Regions from separate parts of the Homo sapiens genome. Here region 2 is linked to region 1. The links are chromatin loops, found by intact Hi-C in ENCODE. Cell type or tissue: thyroid gland. All regions are shown on one strand. Links, peaks and the distances in the headings refer to the core of each region. The heading gives the core; the rest is flanking DNA. Region 1 overlaps LINC03001 (long intergenic non-protein coding RNA 3001). Region 2 has its middle 12 kb from the start of PRIM2.

What was found. A loop is a pair of places that touch in the nucleus more often than their neighbours do. Peaks named below come from ENCODE experiments on the same cell type or tissue, not always from the same donor. Only the 100,000 strongest peaks of a DNase experiment are listed, where the experiment ranks them.
Region 2: a loop joins it to region 1, with 2.3 times the contacts of the local background. A loop is called at or near these places in 44 of 110 quality-filtered maps.

Annotation. Positions count from the first base shown.
Region 1 is chr6:57,253,717-57,262,916 of GRCh38, reverse strand. It overlaps LINC03001 (long intergenic non-protein coding RNA 3001), which reads left to right. Exons shown (of 3, transcript NR_109774.1): 2 at 250-471; 3 at 1,200-2,393. It also overlaps a transcript of PRIM2 not described here. Among named protein-coding and RNA genes, the nearest start is that of LINC03001, 5.0 kb to the left of the region's middle. In thyroid gland, for the core only: no CTCF peak of the experiment used is centred there; a DNase peak (open chromatin) is centred at 4,935; H3K27ac peaks cover 6,096 bases.
Region 2 is chr6:57,300,591-57,309,790 of GRCh38, reverse strand. It overlaps a transcript of PRIM2 not described here. Among named protein-coding and RNA genes, the nearest start is that of PRIM2, 12 kb to the left of the region's middle. In thyroid gland, for the core only: no CTCF peak of the experiment used is centred there; no DNase peak of the experiment used is centred there; H3K27ac peaks cover 3,378 bases.

The sequences.
Region 1 (9,200 bases), core at 421-8,420:
GAAGAGGAAGATGGGTTTGGGGGTTGGGAGAGCTGTGGAGGGGAGAGGGGAAAAGGGCAAAGCATCTGTTCCCTTTCTGACCTCCTTCTAGAAAGACGGTGGAAGCAGGTTGCAGAACCTCTGTGAGTTGTTTTGTTTACATGTGAAATTAGCTGAGGAAATAGTCAAAGAGACTCTCAGAGGCTCTAGGCACAAGCCCAGCTATTTGGGGCTGAGCCAGGGAAGGACATTCTCCTCTCTGCACCACAGAGGCCAAATGGAGGCTTCCCAAGGACCAGACTCTTTGGGAACACTAAGAGGCAACACCCTTGGCATGTGCTGTGTTCTCATGATGGACAGTGACCCTGGAAAAGTTTCAGCCTCGGCAAAGCCTCAGCAAGTGGCCCTGCAAGCAGAAGCTGGACATGTGGGAGCTGGGGCAGAAGCAAAATAACAGGGCAGAAGACGATGGCAACTGTGAAAGAACGACTGGTGAGCAAGGGAACTTCTTTGGAAACTTCTAGAAATAACTGGAAATACTTTGAAGGGGGTTCATTTCTTTCAGTCGAGTAGGAAGGGGATTTACGCCATAAATAATCGGTATGTAAAAAAAAAGACAACTGGCAGATGAGGCCTGGAACACATGGGTCAGGCACGGATTTCTAATATATCCAACTGAAATTCATCATTATCCCCTTTCCACTTTACCAGCAAGAAAACGGAAGCTCAGGAGGTTAAATAACTTTCCCAGCCAGTAACTCTGTAAGTGACTGAATCAGAAATAAAACCATGTCTGTCTGCCAGTAAGTCCAGTATTCTTTCTACTATACCACACTGCTGATCTGGGCAACAGTGGGGAAAATATGACACTTGAAAGGAGCTTGGAAAAGAACACAGTAGGTCAGGATACTAGCCAGGGTTCTGGCAGAAAACAGAACTCAAGCCAAATTGTTCAAATGAAGGGACTTTAACAAAGATACTGCTGACATAGCTGTGGGCAGAATTAAGGGAATTAGCAAGGGATGTTGAGACACCCAGAGACCAGCAATAGAAGGAAACCACTCCTAGAGAGAGACCTGGTGAGAGCTGGTGAGACCTGGAGCCACGGAAGACAGACCACCAGCAGGATCTATAATGGTGGAGGGAGCCTTCCAGAGAGGTGGCTCCAAAGCAGGGAGGGAATGGGGAAAAATAACCCAACCTTTCCTTTTATCTCCCAGTCTCCTGCTGCTGCCACCCATTGGCTGTGCCCCCACCTGGAAACCAGCTATCAAGGGAGCCTGGGGCAATAAGTGGCAGGAATTAGAGACTCCTGGAAACAGAAGAGGAGGAAGACATTGCCATGGAGAGCAGAGAAGTTGAGGCCATGTGCTAGTCTTGTCCTGTTTTGCTCTTAGATTTATCCCCTGTCCCCGCTCTACCCTGTTCCGTATCACAGAGAATTACTTTTTCCTTGTTCCTTTGCCCTCTGGTTTCTGGGTCAGTTCAGCCATTGGATGGCCCTGAAGAGAGAGCAGAAAGGGAGAAGCTGGGTATTTTTCCCCACTTCTCTCAGCTTCAAGTATTGTCTCTGGCAGCGGCCATCTCTTCTATGGACCCAGCTCTTGCTCCAAGAGCTTCTGTGGTTCCAACTTCTCCCTGGTGGCCTGGCTCCTTTTGTCCCTTAAGCTTTAGGCAGTGGTAGCAGCTTCCTGCTCTTGATAATCTCAAGGATGCCTTACTCTCCCACTTTAGGCTTCTTACCTTTGTCATCTCCTGGTATTAAATCTCTTCTTTAAAATATCAAGAATATTTAGAATCCTGACTGATAGAGGAAACTATCACATGGGAGAGCCTCAACCTTCACAGAAAAGCATGAGGGAAATGAAAATACACATGGCTTGCATATCATAAATATGGAAAAACTTCCATTGAATCTGTCACTGCTGTGTGCCTATTCCCTCCTCTCACTGGGGCCTCCAATCCCTCAACCACCAGTGTTCTGGTCCACTTTTTAGCCTGGCTTGCCCTTCATACCCCTGGAGATCATGAACAGTCATATCCGCAATATTCTGTTAGAATTCTTGATTTTCCTGCTGACTTTTCCTTCTGCTGTAGCTATTTTATCAATCCCTATCCCTGAGTACAGTAAATTATCTATTTTCTCTCCTCCTGCTTTTTTTACTGGACAAAGGAACATGACCTGGCCAAAATTTCTTCTCCTGGGATGTTTGTCTGCCCGGCTACTTATATCCATTGTACCCATTTCCAACAACCATGCACCCATGGCTTTGCCCAGAGTCCCTGGAATCTTTTCAGGTTCATGTAAACTTAAAATTTATGCAAAGGAAATCCACCAAGGATTGGAGACCAAAAAACAAACGTATGACATCATGCTATAATTTCACACACACAGAATTATTTTAAAAATAGAATGGGTTCATAAAAATGAAATAAATTGCTGATATGTAAAACTCATCATAGAAAAATCAATGTTATTAAAATGGTTATTCATAAAATAATTCACCACATTTTTCACTTTAGAATACCAAACCCCCACCATGCATTTGGAATTTAATTCAATTTACAAAGTTTCCATTTGCCCACAACTCTTCAGGACCACATGCCTTTTCCAAGTCAAATATATTTCAAGGTCCAATATCAATGGTTTAGATATACATTAAGACATGTCAGACAGAGATTCTGTCTGCTCCACTATATGCTTTTGTTTTTGGACCTGGGATGCAGTTTAATCTACTTCTTAAATGCAAAGATGTGGTAGATTGCGTTATTGGTTTTGATTCTTTCCTATACTATATCTTTGCCCTTCACCATTGGCTTTGGAGTCCCTCTCATGTTGAAGGTTAGATTTCATAGAGTAATTATTGAGGAATGCTCTTGGAAACAGCCATTTTAAGGGAATAGGGGAAGCAAGATTGACACAGAAAAAAATGGGACTAATTTAATTGCAACCCAGGCCTCACCCAATCCTATGGGAAGCTCTGATGCTAGGATAGCTCTTCAGAGATGTCTTGAATTGAGGCAAGAGGTCAGACTTCATACTCACATCTGACTAGTCTTTGAATGTGGGTTGACCATAGGGGCACCCTTGGGCAAAGCAGTGCCCTTCAGCTGAGGACAATTCCTGGTGGGCAGTGGGATGGGGACTCCAGGGCGAGGGTGGAGGTGAAAGGATGGGAGTCAGTGGACTTGGTGAGCCATCATCAGCAAGCAATATTCCTAGCAGCTGAGAAAGTAAGTGCCTTGGTTCTGGAAAGGGACCAGGAAGTGCACCTCAGCATCCACTACACCCCACAAAGGTGAAGTATATCTCAGTTGGGCACAGTGGTGCACATTTGTAGTCCCAGCAATGCAGGATGATCCCTTGAGCCCAGGCATTTGAGTACAACCTAATCAACAGGCATACCCTTATCTCTTAAAAAAAAATGAGGTATGTCTCTTTGCTCTTTGACATTAGTCTCAGCCTTGTAACTTGCCTTGACGAACAGGATGAGGCAGAAATTAGTGTGCCAGTTCCAAGCCTAGGCCTTAAGAGACCTTGCATATTTCCAATTTTCTTCTTACACATGTCCAGGGCAACCTACTGGTCCCAGGAGGAAGATGAGAGGCATATAGAGCAGAGCTACCCCAGCCACCTAGCCTAGCCCAGCTTAAATCAGCCAACCCCCAAGATGACTCAAAGATACTACTGGTTTTGTGTGATGCGGTTTGTTATGCATTGATAGCAAGTCAATACAATAGGCTTGGACTCAAGAGTCAGATCTGTTTCAGTGCCATGTACTTCTGGCTTGTGACCTTCAAGAATTTTTCCAACCTTTCTTCTAAACCTGAGATTTATCCTTGGTATAGAAATAATCATGTCTGTTTTATGATGTTGCTATAATATATCCATGTGTTTGCCATGGTACATGGGAACTTAGAAGCACTGAATTACTGTAAGTTATGGTCAATATTTGTATATTTTATTTCTAGGTGCAAAAATCCTATAACTAGAAGATATTGGTGGCAAAGGGAAATAGCAAAGGATAGGTCAGTCTCCATTGCTTTCCCGTCCTTGAGGCTGCTCCTATCCTGCTGTCTGCCCTCCAAGAGTCCAGGTTCTGGGAGCGGAGGAGATGGTAGAGTTGAGTCTAGCAATTCTAGGGTACATTGGAGTATCAGCCTTCTGAGTTCTAGGACTATTGAGCCAAAGATAATATCAGATGGAACAGGGAAAAAAGAACAGGGGATAGATGCCCTTAGTCTTACACTGGCCTTTTTCTGTGGGTTCTAGGCTCTTGGGCTTTCTTAACTTTGCATAAGATGGTGTCCTAACAGGTCAAGAATGGCCTGCAGTGGAGGGGTGGGTGGGTTGGGGTGGGGGCTGGGGGGCCCTCACTGTGCAACCACTTCAAACATTACTGTAGGTGGAGAATTTTCACTCACTGAAATTCTACTGCCAAGTTTTGGCAGGGTGGTTGGCTTTTGTTCTCTTCCTTTTAAAGCTGACAAGGAAAAACAAAGTGCAGAAATAGTGTTAACCAAATAAAGAGACACTATGCCTTTTTTTTTTAAACCTCATTTGCGTCAGAAAATCCATTCCCAGATGAGCCATAACTAGATGAGACTACACATATCCCACATCTTAGAAGAGAAAGTTTTATGGGCAGCCCTCATACTTTACGGGTTCAAGCCATGGTTCTAAAGGGAGTTGCGACTGAAAATCTTCACGTCTCTACCTCCAAAATCTTAACGGTAGCACGCCACTCCCGATTGTTAGGTTATTTCGTTTTAAACATGGGTGAAACTCACAGTCGAATGTCTTGTTTCTTCACTTCCCAAATTCCTAAAACAGCTACTCTTTGTTTTTAATGGTGCTGGAAAAAAAAGAGACAGAGAAGAGAAAAAGGAAAACAGTGCATTCCTGAAACATTACAAAAGACCAGCCGATGAGAACCAAGTGCAGCATACTGGAGAGAATCCTGGGGAAGGACTAAGGCAGGGCTGCTCAAACTTTTGCTCTGAGACAACTTAACAAAAGAGGAGGACAAAATAATAACCCTTGGGATATCTAGAAATATAAATGAAAATGAAAATAGCTAACATTAGGGAGAATTCACTATGAACGACCCACTGTTCCAACATTTAACATATACTGGTCACTTAATTCTCATGATAACTCTATGAGGCAGATGATATTATTCCCATTTTACAAATGAGAAATGGAGACACAAAAAGGCTAAGCAACTTGCCCCAGGGTACAGTTAGAAAAGGGAGGAGCTAGGTTTCAGTCTTGCCCCAAAGCCTATGGTTTCAACCACAGGTTACCATGAGTAGTTTACCACCAGTTCAAAATTCCATTAAAGTTGTGCCTTAAAAATGCCTACAGTCTGGGCGCGATGGCTCACGCCTGTAATCCCAGCACTTTGGGAGGCCGAGGCGGGCAGATCACCTGAGGTCGGGAGTTCAAGACCAGCCTGACCAACATGGAGAAATCCTGTCTCTACTAAAAATACAAAATTAGCCGGGCTTGGTGGTGGGTGCCTGTAATCCCAGCTATTCAGGAGCCTGAGGCAGGAGAATCGCTTGAATCCAGCAGGTGGAGGTTGCGGTGAGCCGAGATTGCGCCATTGCACTCCAGCCTGGGCAACAAGAGCAAGACTCCATCTCACAAAAAAAAAAAAAAAATGCCTACAGATATTTTATTCTGTTTCATAATATTTTCTTTTTTCTTTTAAGATAAAAAATACTTCTTTCAAAGATTTTCATCTACATTTTTCAGTGTCCTGCTTCAACTTTCTCTTCAAGTAAATCTTCAAGGAGAACTCTTGCTTCAAGAAGATACACCAGTTGTTTCTTGTGTGCCCAGATTGAGAAGCACTGGCCCAGGGTGGCTAGCTGCCCCAAGAAAAACAAAAATACCTATGTGATATCTGTCAGAATTAATTTGGCCAATTAACCAAATAGATAAGAAAGATTAGGGTTTTTTTCCCCAATGTCAAGGCAACTGAAACTAAAGGGTTGTGGCTAAAATGGAATTGAACAAAATAGGTTAATTGAGTAATTTAGCAGTAGGTAGGAGACTAGACTAGCACATCAGTTAGATAGATGAAGTTCACCATGGCTACACTCAAAATAAGCATAAGCCTTGAAAATAAGGCAGAGCATCTGATAAGCAGGATATTTTTACTTTGGACTAAGATGTAAGAGTGTATGTGTGTGTGTGTGTGTGTGTGTGTGTGTGAAAGTGAGAGAAAGAGAAAGGAAAAACTGTGTGTGTGTGCCTGCATGGCATGTGTGTGTGTGTGTGTGTGTGTGTGTGTGTGTAAGAGAAAGAGAAAGAGAGAAAGAAAACTTGGAGAAGGAGCAAAAGTCTACTTTTGTTAGAAAAGATAACGCAATCCAATGGAGGAAAAGCACAGAATTTAGAGCCAATTAAACCATAAGTTAGAATATTATATCTAATGATTTATAATAATGTGACTTACGTTATTTTATCAAGTCTAAGACACCATAAATGATAACATGCATACACATTCCAATGATTTAAAGTATTTTTAAATTTGATCTTATAATGGAAGAAATACAATAACTATTCCCAATTGCAAAATGAAGATAATACATAATATAGCCCTGTAGGGTGATGGTGAGGGGTAAATAAGGTGGCATATGCCTGACATATGGTAGGGCCTCAGGAAATGCAAGTATTATTGTTTCTATCACCTTTGGCCAAAAACAAGTTAATTGTCTTTTTCCCCCAAGTAATATTTTATTTTTGCTGTTTTGCTGCACAATTTTACATTACAAAAGGTGTGGGTACTTACCTCATCACAACTGTAATCAGTATGCTGATGGATAAAGCAAGACAGTATTTATCCTTCCAAGACTTTTCTATGCTTGTACATCTAATGTGTGTGTGTGTGTGTGTGTGTGTATGTGTGTGTGTGTGCGTGTCTAAATTGCTTTTAAAAATTTGTTTACTCAGCATTTAAGCCCCCTTAGGGCATTTCACACTGCACTGTGTAATAGATAAAGAATCACACTAGAGGAGACATAATTCATTAATTCTCTTTTGAAAAGCGCTTGGTGCTATCAGTGAAATGAATATAAATTATGCCATTCCTATACTTAAGGGCTTAAAAAAGTCTAGTAGTGTCTTATTCATATTTGTATCTGCCATAATAGCCTTGAAGTTTTTTTATGATCATTCTAACTAGATGTTCTCTTTCCTGCCTTTACAAGTTCACGAATTTCTGTATTATGCTTATGATTTAAATGGGACATTGCTGTATATTGTGGTTATTTGTGTTTACATTCTTATCAACTTTATCACTCCCTCCCCAACCAGTGTAAAAATGGAGAAGGCAGGTTGTGGCAATGACCTAACATTGATCATTGGAAATAGGATGGAAATATAGGGATGCAAGTAAATTGAGAGTAATTCTTTTTTTTTTTTTTTTTGAGATAGAGTCCTGCTCTGTTGCCCAGGCTGGAGTGCAGTGGCGGGATCTCAGCTCACTGCAAGCTCTGCCTCCCGGGTTCACGCCATTCTCCTGCATCAGCCTCCCGAGTAGCTGGGACTACAGGTGCCCGCCACCATGCCTGGCTAATTTTTTGTATTTTTAGTAGAGACAGGGTTTCACTGTGTTAGCCAGGATGGTCTTGATCTCCTGACCTCGTGATCCGCCCGCCTCGGCCTCCCAGAGTGCTGGGATTACAGGTGTGCACCACCACACCCGGCCCAATGGAGAGTAATTCTAATAATCAACTATGGATCCTCGGCAGTATGGAGAAGGCCTAGAAGCCAAGAAGAGATCAAAAGGTGAATTAAATAAAGGAATTGAGGTGACCAAACTGTTTCCGGACCAAGCTGAGGGTCAGGCTGCCTATTCTCGCAGCCCAATAATGAGAGGCAGACGAACTGGGAAAGAAGACAGTTTATTTCTGTAACTGGGTACAGGGAAAAGGCCTGGAAAATATCGCCAGGCCAACTCAAAGTTACAAAGTTTTCCAGAGCTTATATACCTTCTAAGCTATATGTCTGTGTGTTAGTGTGCATTCATCTGAAGACATAAGTGATTAACTTCTTCTAATCTATAACTAAGATCTGAATCCTGAAGACCTTCCTCTGGAGCCTCGGTAAATTTACTTAATCCTAATGGGTCCAGGTGCTGGGTGATTACCCTTATCTTGTCTCCTGCTAAATCATGGAGGTTTGGGGAGTTTCTTCAGACCCCCAATAAACTTGTTTGTGGAGGTCTGGGGAGTTTCTTCAGACCTCCAATAAAACTTGTTTAATCCTAAACAGGCCTCTGTTAAGAATTCATTTGTTATCTTGTCACACTTCAAGGCCCAGGAAAGGCCTGAGCAAAACTCCTGGTGGGCTTTTGTTACATTCCAGCCTTTGTATAAGGGCACTAGCTCGATCAGCTTTTAATATTTAACTTGGCCACTCCGTCAGTGCTGAAACAGTTGTTACAGAGGCCTGTGTTAGTGAGACCCGGCCTGCCACAAAACTGTCCTTGTGCTCAAAGAGTAGGTGAAGTTGTGGTGAGGAAGTGTGAGAATTGGAAATAGTGGAAGTTAGGGTTATAGAGAAGTTGGAGTAGCAAAGGAAACAGTGGACTTGTTGCCATAATATCTTCCAAAAGTGTATATATGTGGCGACTGGGCTGTTAGTTGGAGAGTGCATGGTATAGGTTATTGCCAAGGGTTGCAAAGGAAGTTGAGCATTTTAATCAGTAATGAGGTAGAACAATGATTCTCAAAGTGTAGTTGCCAGGCCAGCAGCATGAATGTCACCTAGGAACTTGTTAGAAATGAAATTCTAGGCTCTACCCCAAACCCACTGAATCAGAAATGAGGATGGAGCTCAGAAATCTGTGTTTTCAGAAGCCCTCCAAATGATGATGTTCACTAAAGTTGGACAATTCTTGGTTTAGAAGTTGTAGTGCAGACAGCTGAGCAACAGCTCACCACCTACCCATCATCATCACCACAACATCATGACAACAATGTCTTTGGTAACCTGTGAGACTGGGATTTCAATTAAAGCCAAAAACTAGAAGGAGCATTAAGGCTAAGAAGCAAAAGGCAACTTTTCCACTTTCCAACTTTCTCTGGAGGAATAGAGGAATCTGTTTACAATAGCACAAGGGTTTCAGAGGCAGCCCTGAATGTTGATTCTCCTCCTATCCTAAGCCTTTGTGTGGGCTCAGTCTTCCTTGATAGAAACTAGAGAC
Region 2 (9,200 bases), core at 491-8,490, 47 kb before region 1:
TTACACTGTTAGTGGGACTGTAAACTAGTTCAACCATTGTGGAAGTCAGTGTGGCGATTCCTCAGGGATCTAGAACTAGAAATACCATTTGACCCAGCCATCCCATTACTGGGTATATACCCAAAGGACTATAAATCATGCTGCTGTAAAGACACATGCACACGTATGTTTATTGCAGCATTATTCACAATAGCAAAGACTTGGAACCAACCCAAATGTCCAACAATGATAGACTGGATTAAGAAAATGTGTGATAGACTGGATTAAGAAAATGTGGCACATATACACCATGGAATACTATGCAGCCATAAAAAATGATGAGTTCATGTCCTTTGTAGGGATATGGATGAAATTGGAAATCATCATTCTCAGTAAACTATTGCAAGAACAAAAAACCAAACACCGCATATTCTCACTCATAGGTGGGAATTGAACAATGAGATCACATGGACACAGGAAGGGGAATATCACACTCTGGGGACTGTGGTGGGGTGGGGGGAGGGGGGAGGGATAGCATTGGGAGATATACCTAATGCTAGATGACGAGTTAGTGGGTGCAGTGCACCAGCATGGCACATGTATACATATGTAACTAACCTGCACAATGTGTACATGTACCCTAAAACTTAAAGTATAATAAAAAAAAAAAAAGAGTCATCACCACTCCCTAATCTCAAGTACCCAGGGACACAAACAGGGCCGAAGGCCGCAGGGACCTCTGCCTAGGAAAACCAGAGACCTTTGTTCTCGTGTTTATCTGCTGACCTTCTCTCCACTATTATCCTATGACCCTGCCACATCCCCCTCTCTGAGAAACACCCAAGAATGATCAATAAATACTAAAAAAAAAAATAAACAAACAAAAAAACTGCACATTCTGCACATGTATCTCAGAACTTAAAGTAAAATTAAAAAAAAGAAAAATAAAATAAAATAAACAGTAGAAAAGAGAAAGGGAACCTGAACAAGTATTTCACAATGAAGGAAATGTAAATGATAAATAAACATATGTAAATATGTTTAATTACATTAGTAATTGAAGAAATGCAAATTAAAACCACAATGAGATAATATTCTACAGGTGCCAGATGGACAAAAGTTTCAAAGTTTGAAAATATTGCGTGTTGACTAGGAACTCGTGTACTATAAGTAAAACTGTTAATTGATACAACTACTTTGAAAAATGTGGCATTACCTGGTAAATTTGAAAACATATGACTCTTTATCCCACTATGTGATTCTAGTCTAGGTATATTCTCTAGAGAAAGTTTTGAGCGTAGACATCAAAAAACATGAACAAGAACATTCGTGGCAATATCAAAATACTCAAACACTGGAAACCATCCATCATCAGAAATGGATAAACTGGGCCAGGCACAGTGGCTCACACCTGTAATCCCAACACTATGGGAGGCTGAGGAGGGTGGAACACTGGAGCCCAGGAGTTTGAGACCAGCCTGAGCAACACGGTGAAACCCTGCCTCTACAAAAAATACAAAAATTAGCCAGATATGGTGGCACGAGCCTGTAGTCCCAGCTACTCTGGGGGCTGAGGTGGGAGGATCACCTGAGGCTGGGAGGCTGCCATGAGCCATGATCCTGCCACTGCACTCCTGCTGGGAGACACAGCAAGACCTTGTCTCAAAAAAAAAAAGAGAGAAAAAAAGAAAAAGAAATAGATAAATAAATTCTGGTGTATTCATACAATGGAATTTTTTAAGTGAAAAATGAATGAACTACTACAATTACAGTAAGCATATCGACATGGATGAATCACATAAATATAATGTTAACTAAAAAAGCAAGTCATAGGACAATACTGTATATGCTGGATATTTTCCTTTTCCCACCCCATCACCTAAAACCACTCTAGCCCCCTCCCCTGCTCTGTGTTCTTAAATGAATGGACCATATAAACAGATTTCTGTGCTTTCTGCTTCCAGTTAGGTTAGGTCAATTAAAAGCCCCAAAAGGAAATAGGAAGAAGAGAAGAAAGTGAGATCAATGTATTTATCCCCTCCCTGCAAGGCCACCTGTGTCCCTCAACCTGTCATTGCTTCTCTCAAGGTGGCAACAGACTCTAAAGGACCCTCTCACTTTGGGTCTGGTAACAGCTCCTTTTCCTCTACCTTTCAGACCTAGAGACAGTAACATATTGACTTCGAGTAAGCCCTGATTAATTGCCCTATCTATCCATTGTGGTTCCCTACTCCCACACCTTTGTAAATAATCTCTGCAAAAAAAACCATCCTTGGCCAGGCGCAGTGGCTCACGCCTGTAATCCCAGCACTTTGGGAGGCCGAGGTGGGCGGATCATGAGGTCAGATCGAGACCACGGTGAAACCCCATCTCTACTAAAAATACAAAAAATTAGCCAGGTGTGGTGGCGGGTGCCTATAGTCCCAGCTACTCAGGAGGCTGAGGCAGGAGAATGGCGTGAACCCAGGAAGCAGAGCTTGCAGTGAGCCGAGATTGTGCCACTGCACTCCAGCCTGGGCAACAGAGCAAGACTCCGTCTCCAAAAAAAAAAACCATCCTTGAATTAGCATTTATTTTTTTATTTTTTTTTTATTTTTTGAGACAGAATCTTGTTCTGTCACCCAGACTGGAAAGATTGGAATGCAGTAACACAATCTTGATCTCGGCTCACTGCAACCTGTGCCTCCTGAGTTCAAGTGATTCTCCTGCCTCAGCTTCCCGAGTAGCTGGGACTACAGGCACATGCCACCACGCCAAGCTAATTTTTGTATTTTTAGTAGAGAGAGGGTTTCACCATGTTGGCTAGGCTGGTCTCGAACTCCTGACCTCGTGATCCACCTGCCTTGGTCTCCCAAAGTGCTGGGATTACAGGCATGAGCCACTACGCCTGGCCAAATTAGCCTATTTTGAGTATGCCATCTGTTCCTTGTTGAACCATGACTGGTACTATTCAGCATTTTTATAAAAGTTTTTTTGAAAGTGGAATAATACATACTGGAGTACATACTGTCAGTGGGAAATGATCAAATTCAAGATAGTGGTTAACTCTGGGGAGAAGAAAGAAGATGCACAGGTGGGGACCTTTGGCCCTCTCTTTTCTCTCCCTATTAGACCCAAGACAGATCTAATATTGTAATAGAGGCTGAGGTTTCAGGACGCGGACTGCTGATGGCTCAGTGGGGAAGTTTCCTCCACAGCAAATATACTTGTTAGGTCCCCTGACACTCCTGTGCATAGATCTGGGAAGGGAGCGAACCCTGACAATACAGTTCCTCTTCCTTATCTGTCTCCCTTGTCTCTGAATCTCTCTGGTGCCAGGATGCAAAGGTCCTTTTTACTGAGTCAGCACCCTCACCTAAGTTCTTACCATAACTTGACAGTGAATTTCGTCTCTTGCTATAATGACATGGTCGGGAGTCACCTGAACCTCCCAGACAGAATTCATCCTACCTGGAGCTTCACAACATCCTAGATGCATCTGAGAGATGGTAGTGGGAAGCATTTGGATGCACTAGTCTGGCCCTCTCACTTGGGTACCATAGTTTGGAGCTGAGTCTGGCCCTGGGATGGAAGGAAGAGACACACAGGATAGGAACCATATGGGGTTTAATCCAATATCTTTGCTTCAAGTTTATCCATATGGTAAGTGAGGTTAGTGGGGGTACGAAGTGAAATGAATCTCACCCTGAACATAGTATTCAGCAAAACTGTTCACTCTTGGGTGCTATCTATGGATATAGAGGACTAAAAAAGAGTGCAAGAAAAAAATCTGACCTTGGTTTAGCCATGGGGAAATAATTTTCAATACTGGTATTTATGAGCATCATTTATCATTTATGGATAATGACTCTATGACACACAGCTTTAGGCATTTCATTGCTGTGTGTCAGATTAACTTTTTGGCAGAACTTATTTTATTACAGTACTAGTTATTCATGCCAGCTTAGAGCATCTGAAGATTATAAGAAATACCTATTTTTAGTAAGAACATAACACAATTCGGTGCCTAACAATTTAGTAGAATATCCCTGATTGTTCTTTCCCTATTTAAATTTAAGCTGGACTAAAATCTACTTGAAGATCCATCTACCCAGAATCATCTTATTTGTGTTTAAAAGAAAGAATTGATTTGAACAAAGGAGCCTAATAAAAGAATCTAAGTAACAAAGAAACTACTTTCAATTACAATTTCACTTTATGCTCTATAATTGATGGCACTTTTCAATGTTCTGTTCTAAAATGACGTAGTTATTTCACATGAATCCATCTCGATCCTGGCAACATCAGTTGCTCTCTGTTTGAGCTGAAACGATTCTGAATATTTCAGTTTTTAACATGAGACTGATTATTTGATCATGAGCTCCTTGAGACCAAGCAGACTATCTTGCCCATTTCTGCACCCCTGCCTCTACCATAGTCCCTGACATAGACCAGACACTCCAAAGCTGTCGGCTGAACTGAACTGAACTTCTCTGTACTTATCCCTAATTCCAGATAGGCTCGCATACACTTTATGATGTAATCCTTCACAGAAGATGTGTTTTCACTCTAGATTTTGGCTTTCCCATTGAAATTCCTGATCACAATATTTTCTCTCAGTTGGCTGATTTTTGGAAACTGAAGTAGGTTGTAAATATGATCCTGTTATAATGCCAAGATTGAATTCCAACTGGATTAGCTGATAATCACATCCAAAAGTTCACATTCTCAGTAAGAAAACAATATTAACATTTCAGAAAGTGGAAATTAGAGAATAATAATAAATCTTCCTTTCTCTGACTAATCAATACTTGAAGATCAATGTTGAGAGCTATCTTGAGTACAGAGAGGAAAGGGACTTTCCTGATGCATGTGGAATTACTTCATCTGCATTTTCTTCTCTTTGAGCAACAACATATAATCTATCACTTAGGGGCCAAGTAGTAAAAACTTTATGTTTCTATAGGGAACATGATTTTTTCCTACGAGGTTAATTATTTTAGGGTCAGTGCCCTAGGAGTAGTCGAGTATGTACTTGGGACTCCACCCTAGACTTCTCATCTACTTCTACTTCTCACCTAGGCATCTCACCTACTGCTTTCTTTCCAGGGGTCTCTGCCCCACAATGCCCCAGGGAACAGCCCCAGATCAAATGCTTCAGTTTCTTTCAGAGGGAAGGGGTCCTTTCCCCTCCCCACTCAACACCTCCTCCTCCTCACCTAACCCACACACAGAACCAGGCCACACAAGCAACTCTTAGAACCAAGGTCAGTCTTCCCCAGAGTACAGTTATGAAGCAATTATGTTGTTTTGTGCTTTCTCCAGTGGAATGGCAGGAGCAGCTGTTTTTCTACAAACTCTGATTAATGACCTTCACTGTGGGAATTTTCTGTCTGCATGTAGAGTTAATCCAATCTTTTTTATTGTCTAGTAAGTCCAGATCTTTCCAATTATATTTGTTTCATAATAATACAGTATTGGCACTTGTAAAGCATGCTACAGTTTTCAAAGCAATTTCATTTGTATGATTTAACCCAGGATTTCTGCAACCAATTGATTCTCTGGGGTCCCTTCATTTTATTATAATTTCCTTTTTATTTTTTCCATTTTTTTCCATCCATTTTTATAAGTTTCATAAAAAGCATATCCTGGGTTGTCTGGATGACTGTGTTATTTTCAAATTGTACCATATGCCAGCCTCTCATGTGACCCCAATGGGATTGGTGACACATATGAGCATCTGAAATGACACAGCTTGCCTTAAAATGTACTGGTAAGCATAGATAGCTAGCTGATCAAAGATTGTGGGTTATAAAGTAAAAATATCAACCATCATCCTGCATCATTATTGCTTTCAATTTGGATGTTTTTCCCCCAACAATTATAAAGACAGAAGTGGGCGGGGTGCAAAGGCTCAGGCTTGTAATCCCAGCACTTTGGGAGGCCTAGGCAGGCAGACCACTTGAGGTCACGAGTTCGAGACCAGCCTGGCCACCATGGTGAAACCCCATCTTTACTAAAAATACAAAAACAGAAACAAACAAACAAAACTAGCTGGGCATGGTGGCGGGTGCCTGTAATCACAGCTACTTGGGAGGCTGAGGCAGGAGAATCATTTGAACCAGGGAGGCAGAGTTTGCAGTGAGCCGAGATGGTGCCACTGCACTCCAGCCTGGGCAACAGAGGGAGAATTCATCTCAAAAAAAGTAATTAATTAATTAATTAATTGAAAAAGACATAAGTGAGGCTGCCCTGGTTATCCAGCCAGTGCTTTACTGGTATCACAAGTGGAAGTATTGTTCTGATTCTGTCTCTGTATGTGCCAAATTACAACAGTATGCAAGTAGTATCTATTAAAATAAATATACAATGAAGGATTTTCCAGTCAGATTTTCTCTCTTGCATTTTGGAGTGAACAATTAAATTGGCCCACCAATAAATTGTAGTGGATAAAAACAAAATCATTTTTAAAATATAAATAAATATGATGACAGTGATTCACATGATAATCTATTGCACTAAAAAAAAAATCATGTAAAAAAGTAAGTGACTAAATCTTCCTATCATTAACCTCAACATATGCTCTTCAATTTCAGCAAAGCATCATCTAGCAAATTAATGTTGTCAATTTTAATTATATTAGTTTTTATCATTTGGCTTGTATTTAATATGTAAATGTATTTGGCTTTTATGTGGATATCTTAGCTATAAATATATACAAACTTAGCTTTTACGTGGACATATTAGCTATAAACATAGAAAGACATAGCAATAACAATGACATAAAAATCATATACATCAACTCTGGGTATTCTAATAATCTAAATATTTTCTTCCTTTTAAGGGCTTTTTTACATTACATTACTCAAGTTTGAGAATTACAAGTCTATTCCTAAAATAGGTTAATAGGAAATCTTTTGATTTATAACACAACTCATAGAATAAATGCACCTGCAGTAACTTAAAATGGTTTTTGACAATTTTAGAAATCTTAGAAAACGATCTTCTTTAAAAAATCAGTTATTACTTTCTGCTTCAACAGTCATTTTATTTGAATAATGGACTCTTATGACTGAGTTCTTTCCAGAATGCACTGGCTTAGGGAGAGAAGTACTAGGCCTTTCGAGTGTTTATTCTGTGGAAGATAAACAACATTGTTATATAAGGCACTCTTCCAAATAGCTTAAGGTTGTTTAGAACATCCATTAACCCTAATGGAGTTACAAAATATTAAGGCAGAAAAATATGCTTTAGTAGTTATGCCTTTGAGAGGCTAGAGGCTAAATACATAAAATGTCTTAGTGATGACATTTTATATATTTATTTCTTAACCATAAGTGGATAACCACATAATTTTCTTATATTTGTTGGACACCTAATTTTTAATGTACAATTTAAGACTCAACAACCCAGCACTCAGTTAAACCCATGGAAAAGTGCTGGGGAAAACACTGAAAAGTCAAAAATGCCTTCCAATGATTCAAGTATGTACTTAAATGCAGCACTTAAAGAGTCAACAGTTAAATAACCTGGAATGACTCTATCTATCTCTCTATCCATATTCAAACTTTTATATATTTTTTCAAATGTAACTCTGCTCAAAAACTAAATTAATAACAAAATTACTTAGCAGATATTAATATTTAAAATGTGTTTCTTTTCCTAAAATATTTTATATTTTCAGCATAAAAGGCACAGGTGAGGCAGTATTTCATATTTGGGGGCTCAAATTTGGAAGTGAAACAGTTTAAATTGGAAAGCAATAATTTTGTGACCCCTAAGAGTGAGACTGAAAGTTCTGTCTTAGCTTTTGGCCTCCCAGCCAGTAAATAGGAATGTCTTCTGAAGTGCCTATCCTGAATAAGTGCCATGGAGAAAGCAAAGAAAAGCAGAACCAGAGTTACATCACATTCAGTCTGAACTCATTCTTGACTTCAACACTCATAGAATTAATAATCTGCAGGTTTATTGTTAGGTATATTTCTCCCATTCTTTTTCTGTTGTTGTTATTGAGACAGAGTCTTGCCCTGTCGCCCAGGCTAGAGTGCAGTAGAACAATCTTGGCTTACTGCAACCTCAACCTCCCAGCTTCAAGTGATTCTCACGCTCAGCCACCAGCCACCAAGTAGCTAGCATTACAGGCATGCACCACCATGCCTTGCTAATTCGTTTTTTGTGTGCGTGTGTATTTTTGGTAGAGATGGGGTTTCACCATGTTGGCCAGGCTGGTCTCAAACTCCTGACCTCAAGTGATCCGCCTGCCTTGGCCTCCCAAAGTGCTGAGATTACAGGCGTGAGCCACTGCACCCAGACTCTCCTATTCTTTTGTTTGTTTGTTTGTTTTTGAGATGGAATTTTGCTCTTGCTGCCCAGGCTGGAGTGCAATGGTGTGATCTTGGCTCACCGCAACCTCCGCCTCCTGGGTTCAAGCAATTCTCCTGCCGCAGCCTACCGAGTAGCTGGGATTACAGGCATGGGCCACCACGCCCAGCTAATTTTGTATTTTTAATAGAGATGGGGTTTCTCCATGTTGGTCACGCTGGTCTCAAACTCCCGACCTCAGGTGATCTACCCGCCGTGACCTCCCAAAGTCCTGGGATAACAGGCATAACCCACCACACCCAGCTGACTCTCCCATTCTTAAGACTACCATACTTGACTATGATTTGAGCTCAGGGCCAACCTGGGTTTCAGCTCTGACTGACAACAGTCTTTCAACAGGTAGGAAGGATAATAAAAGAAGAAAAAAGGTCCTATCCACACTAGGTATGGAAGCAGTGGCATCCTGTTCTTAGGACCGTCAGATCTTACTTCTGTTTTTACAACAAAGACCTTTAAGCAAAAATAAATAAATAGCCCTAAAGCATCATGTGTTTGAAATCAGTTACCTATTTCTCCAAAATCTCCTTCTCTCACAGCAACATTACTATTAGGATGGAAAATTTAACTGGCAACTTTCCCTATCCCTTTTTGGTAAGAGGGAAACCTTTTGAATCAAGATGCTTTAATAAAGAAATAAAGGTACTTCTTGATCCGCCTGCCTCGGCCTCCCAAAGTGCTGGGATTACAGGTGTGAGCCACTGCACCCGGCCGGGGACTGTTGTTTCTAAAGGCCAAACCAGAACTACGCTAGTAGAGAAAATAGCAACCCAAGTTTAAACTATGATTTATTAAAGAAAAATTAATGTCTAACTTTGAAAAATGTGGTCATTTGAGTCAACTAATAAAGAAGCCAACAGCCT